Linked DNA regions of Homo sapiens: region 1 is linked to region 2. A link is a loop called in an ENCODE intact Hi-C map of the cell type or tissue named here. Cell type or tissue: left ventricle myocardium inferior. All regions are shown on one strand. Links, peaks and the distances in the headings refer to the core of each region. The heading gives the core; the rest is flanking DNA.

Region 1 (2,915 bases), core at 231-2,730, 150 kb before region 2:
CTCCTTTTTGCACAGATGGTAGCGTTCTGCTCCTTGCTCATTGTCATGAGTTACCTGCACATAAAGGGTTTCCTCATTCTTTTGTTATTGTTTCTTCAAAGCTGTATGGTAATCCCTTATATTGATGTACTATAATTTATTTAATCAGTTAACTACTAATAGATGTTTGGATCATTTCCAGTTTTTTTCCTATTACAAACAGTGCTTCAATAAATAGTCATGCAAATTCCTAGATGAATAATTGCTGAATCAGCAAGCATGTGTGTTTATATTTTTTGATATTACCAGATGCCTTCAGTATAGGTTCTGCCCTTCTGATAGCAGTGCTGAAGAGGCTGATTTCCTGCACCTTTGCCAACAGAACTGGTTACAAAGCTCTGTTATCCAGTATGATAGTGAAAAGTGGTATCAGCCTAGGTTTGATTTGCATTTCACTCATTTTGAGTACAGTTGAATATCTTTTGTTTCAATAACGTTTTTACATCCTTTTATGTTAATTGACCTTTTATCTGCTTTTCTTTTGCTGGTAGGTCTCCTTTTAGTATTGATTTGTAGAAACTCTGTATAAGTAAAATTAGCCTTTAGTCTTTGATTAATGTTGAAAAATTTTTTTTACTTCATTTTTTGTCTTTTATTTTTGCATTAACATTTTTCAGTCTTTTATGGTTTCTGGGTTTTGAGTATTAGGAAAGGCTTCTCTGCTCTGAGATTATAATAGAATTCTTGAATGTTTTTTCTTCTGATGTTTCATGGTTTCATTTGTTGAATTTAAGTCTTCAGAAACATTGTAAAGTATCTAAGTGTCTAGTAAATTTATCAGGTAATTCATATTTTCGCCACTAATTTGAGATGTCACCTTTATCATAAATACACTACATTCTCACATATATCTATTTATGGACCTTAATTCTGTTCCACTGATTTGTTTAGTTGTATGCCCAGGCCACACTGTTTTTATTATAGTTTTTATGACATTTTAGTATCTGGTAGGGATAGCTTGTTCAGAATTTTATTTTTTCCATGAAGATTTTTGAATTGGCTGTTTGGTTCTAAAAAATATCTACTGGTTTTTTTTTTGTTTTGTTTTGTTTTTTGATGATTTGAGTTAAATTTATAGATTAAATTAAGGAAAATATACATATTTAGTATTTCTATCCAAGAATATAATATGTACTTTGTTTCTTGAAGTTGTCTTTTATGTTCCTCAGAAGCAACTGAAAGTTTTCATTAGGTAGGTCTTGTAGCTTTTTTGGTTTTTTTCCCTATGTATTTTATTATTTTCTTTTTTTTTTTTTTTCCTTTTCATGCTTTTCTTCCATTGCATCTTTTAATTGAATGGTTTTTGAACTATGGGCTCTGACTCATGACATCAAGTTAGTGGATTGTGACCAGCATTTTTAAAAAATGAAAGAGAATAGAAAAGAAAAATCAGAAGCAACACTCATTACATAAAACTTAAGTATGTGTCAGAAATTTTATAGGTGTTATATAGCTGATTATGTGTGTATAGAATACTCAGTCATGATGCAATATGTATTTTTTCCCAAGGTTGTGGTCAAAAACATTTGAAAGTTGCTGCTCTAATAGGTTGTATGAATGAAAGCTATTCAGGTGATTTCTTGAAGAGATACTAAACGTGTCTTAGGACTTGGTATTGGGATTTAATAGGGAACCCAAGGGAGACAATTATTTAAACCTTAAGCAACATTTTAATGAGCTTTTGAAGGACTATTAATAGAGGGGATGGAGTGGAGACAGAGACACCAGTTAGGTTGTTAAATAGTTCAGACTAGAGGTAAAACGTGGGCTTTTGAATTAAATCAATGGCAATGGGGATGGAAAGGAAGAAAAAATATTTTAGAGGCATTTTTGAAAGTGAAGCTAATGAGCTAAGGATTGTATGGAAAATAGCAGGTGGAAAGTAGGAGAAGAAATATATCAGCCTATTAGAAATGCGAATCTGGAGCTTGGAGGTTAAAACTAGACAGGTAGTTTAGGAATTTGTTCCCTCAAAGGTATGGAAGTGGGTGAGATTCTGTAGGGATAGTGTATATAAAGAAAGCCAAGATGAGAGCTATAGAGGCTAAGTGGAGAAAGCTCTATGAACTACAGATTGTGTACAGATAGATATTGAACAGAGGAACAGAGCTTGTGTTTACTGAATTCAAGCACTGTACTCTGGGTGCTTCACATTTGTTTTCTCAGTCATTCCTCTCAATAATATGCTGTTTTGCTTATGAGGAAATTGAAGTTAGGTAATGTGTCCAGACTAACACACAAAGTAGTAGAGACCAGATTTGAACTCAGGGCTGAAACTCTAAAGCCTTTTATCAGTATATATTACTGTTATATCACCTCTCATTTTGCAGATATGGAAACTGAGGCATAGAGAGAAGCTTGTCCAACATACATATTAAGTGGTAGTGTTGTTGAAACTTGCAAAAAGGTTTAGTAGCTTGAAGACTTAGAAGAAAAAAGACATCTAATTTTGACTGATAGGTTATTGTTGACAGTGTTTTGTGTTATATGATAATAATAGCTAACATTTTTGAACATCTTCTATGTAACAGGCTCTGTTCTAAGTTCATTTAATCTTCACAACAGTTCTCAAAGTACGTAATTATCCCCAGTTTATAAATGAGGAAACTGAGTTACAGAGGGGTGAAGTTATGTAACATTGTAAGAGAGAGAGTTAGGATTTAACTTAGGCAGACTGACTTCGGAACCCATCCACTTTACCAGGCGTTGGCACACAGGCTGGTGGGCCAAATCTGGCCAGCTGCCTGTTTTTGTAAATAAAGGTTTATTGGAACACAGTCTTATCCATTTATGTATCATCTATGGCCCCTTTCAACAGAACTGACTGGCCTGAAAAGTGTAAAATATTTACTACCTGGTCCTTTATAGAAAAAGTT
Region 2 (2,871 bases), core at 1-2,500:
GAGGTGTGAGTGAGCTATCCAAGCCCGTTCCCATCCTTTGTCCCTCTGTGTCTTCTCAGGTATTGGGATTCTGGTCCCAGAGCTGATCCCGTGGAAGATTTCCGGTACATCTGGGGCGGGTTTGCCTATCTGCAGGACATGGTTGAACAGGGGATCACAAGGAGCCAGGTGCAGGCGGAGGCTCCAGTTGGAATCTACCTCCAGCAGATGCCCTACCCCTGCTTCGTGGACGATTCGTGAGTCTGAAGTTCGCGATCCTCCTCCATGACACGCTAATGGGGGTGCTGGAGTGGGCTGGGGTGGGCTGGGGGTGCCCTCAAGGCTTCCATGTCTTTAGAGAGAGCCCCAGGGACCAGAGCCAAATTGGAGAGCATGGAGCTCTGACTGAGGAACCTGCTTCTCCCAAGCTCCAGGCAGGCACAGATGAGTCAGTGCAGTGGTGGGAAAGGGAAAAGAGTTGATGTTGTAGCTGGAAAAGGGAAGGGGAAAATTAAAGCAAGGAAAGTGAGGCTGGGGGAGGGGACAAATTCCCCACTATGTAGTATGTTTGGTATGTGGAAGGGTTCTGGTCAGAATGTTTGCCCAATGATTGCCACATCAGCATTCATTTTGGACTCTGTATGGCCAGTAGGTCTGGTTCCTGGGAGCCCTGGAATAATGCAGCCCCTTCCCTAACTAACATTTCCATGATGTATGCTCAATGACAAGGCAGAGGAATGTGTTGGATGAGCTCAGGACCTGCCTCCCTGGACACTCCCATCCCAGGCCTGTATATCTGTTGACCAGGAATAAGCCAAGCAAGCAGCCTACTGTTTGACTGAATATGGATTTGGGGGGTGGTAGAGAAAGGGCCGGGGTGGAGGGTTGGGAGGCTCATTTGTCATTATAGATGGGGTCAGACACACTACCAAAACAGCAGCAGAGATCTACAATTGAGTTCACCTAAAACTCAGTGTGGACACAGGAAACCCTCTTTTAATAACTGTCCAATGGGTTTTCCAGCCTCAGCTCTACAGAAAACTTGAGATAACAGTGGCCAGTCTGCAGTTAGTTTGGGTTCGGACAATAGGCAGAGCTGGGAAATGGAGCCAGGGGCGAAAGCCCAGGTCCACTTTAGGATCAGGACGGGAGTGGCTGGTGGGGAAGTGAGGTGGGTGTGGGGAGGCAATAGGGAGCTGGGTCATTTGGTATGGGAGAGTCCTCTGGTGGCTAGTCCCAGAAGTGCATGCTTTACGAACATATGCTTCTCTCCCTAGGGCCACCTTGAGTGAAACCCTCCCATGCTGGAATTGGGCCCTTTCAGTGACAACACACAACAGTTTTCAATAGATAATAATCCCAAGGGCTTTACTAGCACATGAAACACAGGGAAAACGTGTAAAGTTCACAAGAAAGTCGTTCCAGTGTATCAAATCTATCCTGTTTGCCAGGTGGATATACCAGGGTCTCCTCCACCTGTGCATGGCTGGTGGTGGGTCCAGTGGCTGTTGGATAACTGATGTATTGATGGATCATTCGCCTTCTGAAAGTGCCAAACTGATTAGTTATTTTGTGTGTCTTTTTGTGTAACTAGGGTTTGACCTTCCAGGGCAGACTGTGCTGGGGCGGCTGACCCCTTGGGGAGCCAAGTTATTGCTCTTACCACCACCACTTGCCCTTGTCAGTCCTCCACCCTCTTGGGTTTCAGTGTCAGCATGTAGCTGTCTACTCAGATCCCATCCACATCATCAAGTCTGCAGTTTTTTCCTTGCAAGGCCTTACAGGGAAGATCTTTGACATAGAGGATATAATTTTATTGACACATTTTACTTGCAGAGCATTCACCCGGGCTAACCAGAAAGCCAGCACTCTGCTATAAACAAAAAATAATGCTTCAGGGCTAACATGGAATGTGTTAAAAGATTCCAGCCCATTAAATGTCCAGGGGAGGTTTTCCTGTTTTCCTTTCCCTCCATCTGGGCTTTGTTCTCAACACATTCATTCAACAAACATTTATTCTGCCTCTACCAGGTACAGAGCACTCTACTATTCTGCTTCTCTCCTTTTGCTTTAGTTTCATGATCATCCTGAACCGCTGTTTCCCTATCTTCATGGTGCTGGCATGGATCTACTCTGTCTCCATGACTGTGAAGAGCATCGTCTTGGAGAAGGAGTTGCGACTGAAGGAGACCTTGAAAAATCAGGGTGTCTCCAATGCAGTGATTTGGTGTACCTGGTTCCTGGACAGCTTCTCCATCATGTCGATGAGCATCTTCCTCCTGACGATATTCATCATGGTAAGCCAAATGGAGAAGGCCCAGAAAATCTTGAATACTTTGGTTCCTTTCCCCTTTCCTCCTGTTCATGTGCCTGGATTAGTCATGTGGCCACCAAGGAGAGCGTGACATCTAGCTTCCCAGCCCTTCCTTTTAGCCAACGTGGGAGACACTCAAAGAGACGAAATCTCCTGAAGGAGCCACTGTATCACAGCATCCTCCCATCTCCCACTTCCTGCCCAGGGGTCCATGGTCCACACAGACTTCCCAGTCCCATTCCGTGACCATCTGGAGAAGCTGCTATTAGCAGAGCCCTGCACAGGGTGATAGTGTAATTAAAGTGGTCTTCTCTTTCCAAACACAGAAAAAATCAGTTCAGGGAGTGTTTTCCTGGGCTTACAATTTTAACTACTGGCTAGAGTTGAAATGGGGAAAGCCTTTTGCCTTTTCAGTAGCAGTAGGGGAGGAGATCTGGATTATTTACTTATCATCATCATGGTCACCTCCTACATGGCTTCACCAAAAAACATTCTGCTGCCTGAAAAAGCTCCAACACCTCTCTCTCTTTTAAAGGATGGAATTTGGAGTCCATCCTTCCTCAGTGATAAGGAGTTTT

What was found. Hi-C counts contacts between places; a loop is a spot of excess contacts. Peaks named below come from ENCODE experiments on the same cell type or tissue, not always from the same donor. Only the 100,000 strongest peaks of a DNase experiment are listed, where the experiment ranks them.
Region 1: a loop joins it to region 2, with 3.0 times the contacts of the local background. A loop is called at or near these places in 3 of 110 quality-filtered maps.

Annotation. Positions count from the first base shown.
Region 1 is chr1:94,213,487-94,216,401 of GRCh38, reverse strand. The region is part of intron 3 of ARHGAP29 (Rho GTPase activating protein 29); the gene reads left to right. Among named protein-coding and RNA genes, the nearest start is that of ARHGAP29, 23 kb to the left of the region's middle. In left ventricle myocardium inferior, for the core only: no CTCF peak of the experiment used is centred there; no DNase peak of the experiment used is centred there; H3K27ac peaks cover 902 bases.
Region 2 is chr1:94,059,942-94,062,812 of GRCh38, reverse strand. ABCA4 (ATP binding cassette subfamily A member 4) reads left to right here. Exons shown (of 50, transcript NM_000350.3): 13 at 60-236; 14 at 2,054-2,276. Among named protein-coding and RNA genes, the nearest start is that of ABCA4, 60 kb to the left of the region's middle. In left ventricle myocardium inferior, for the core only: CTCF peaks have their summits at 1,005 and 1,210 (motif pointing left); a DNase peak (open chromatin) is centred at 1,162; H3K27ac peaks cover 2,500 bases.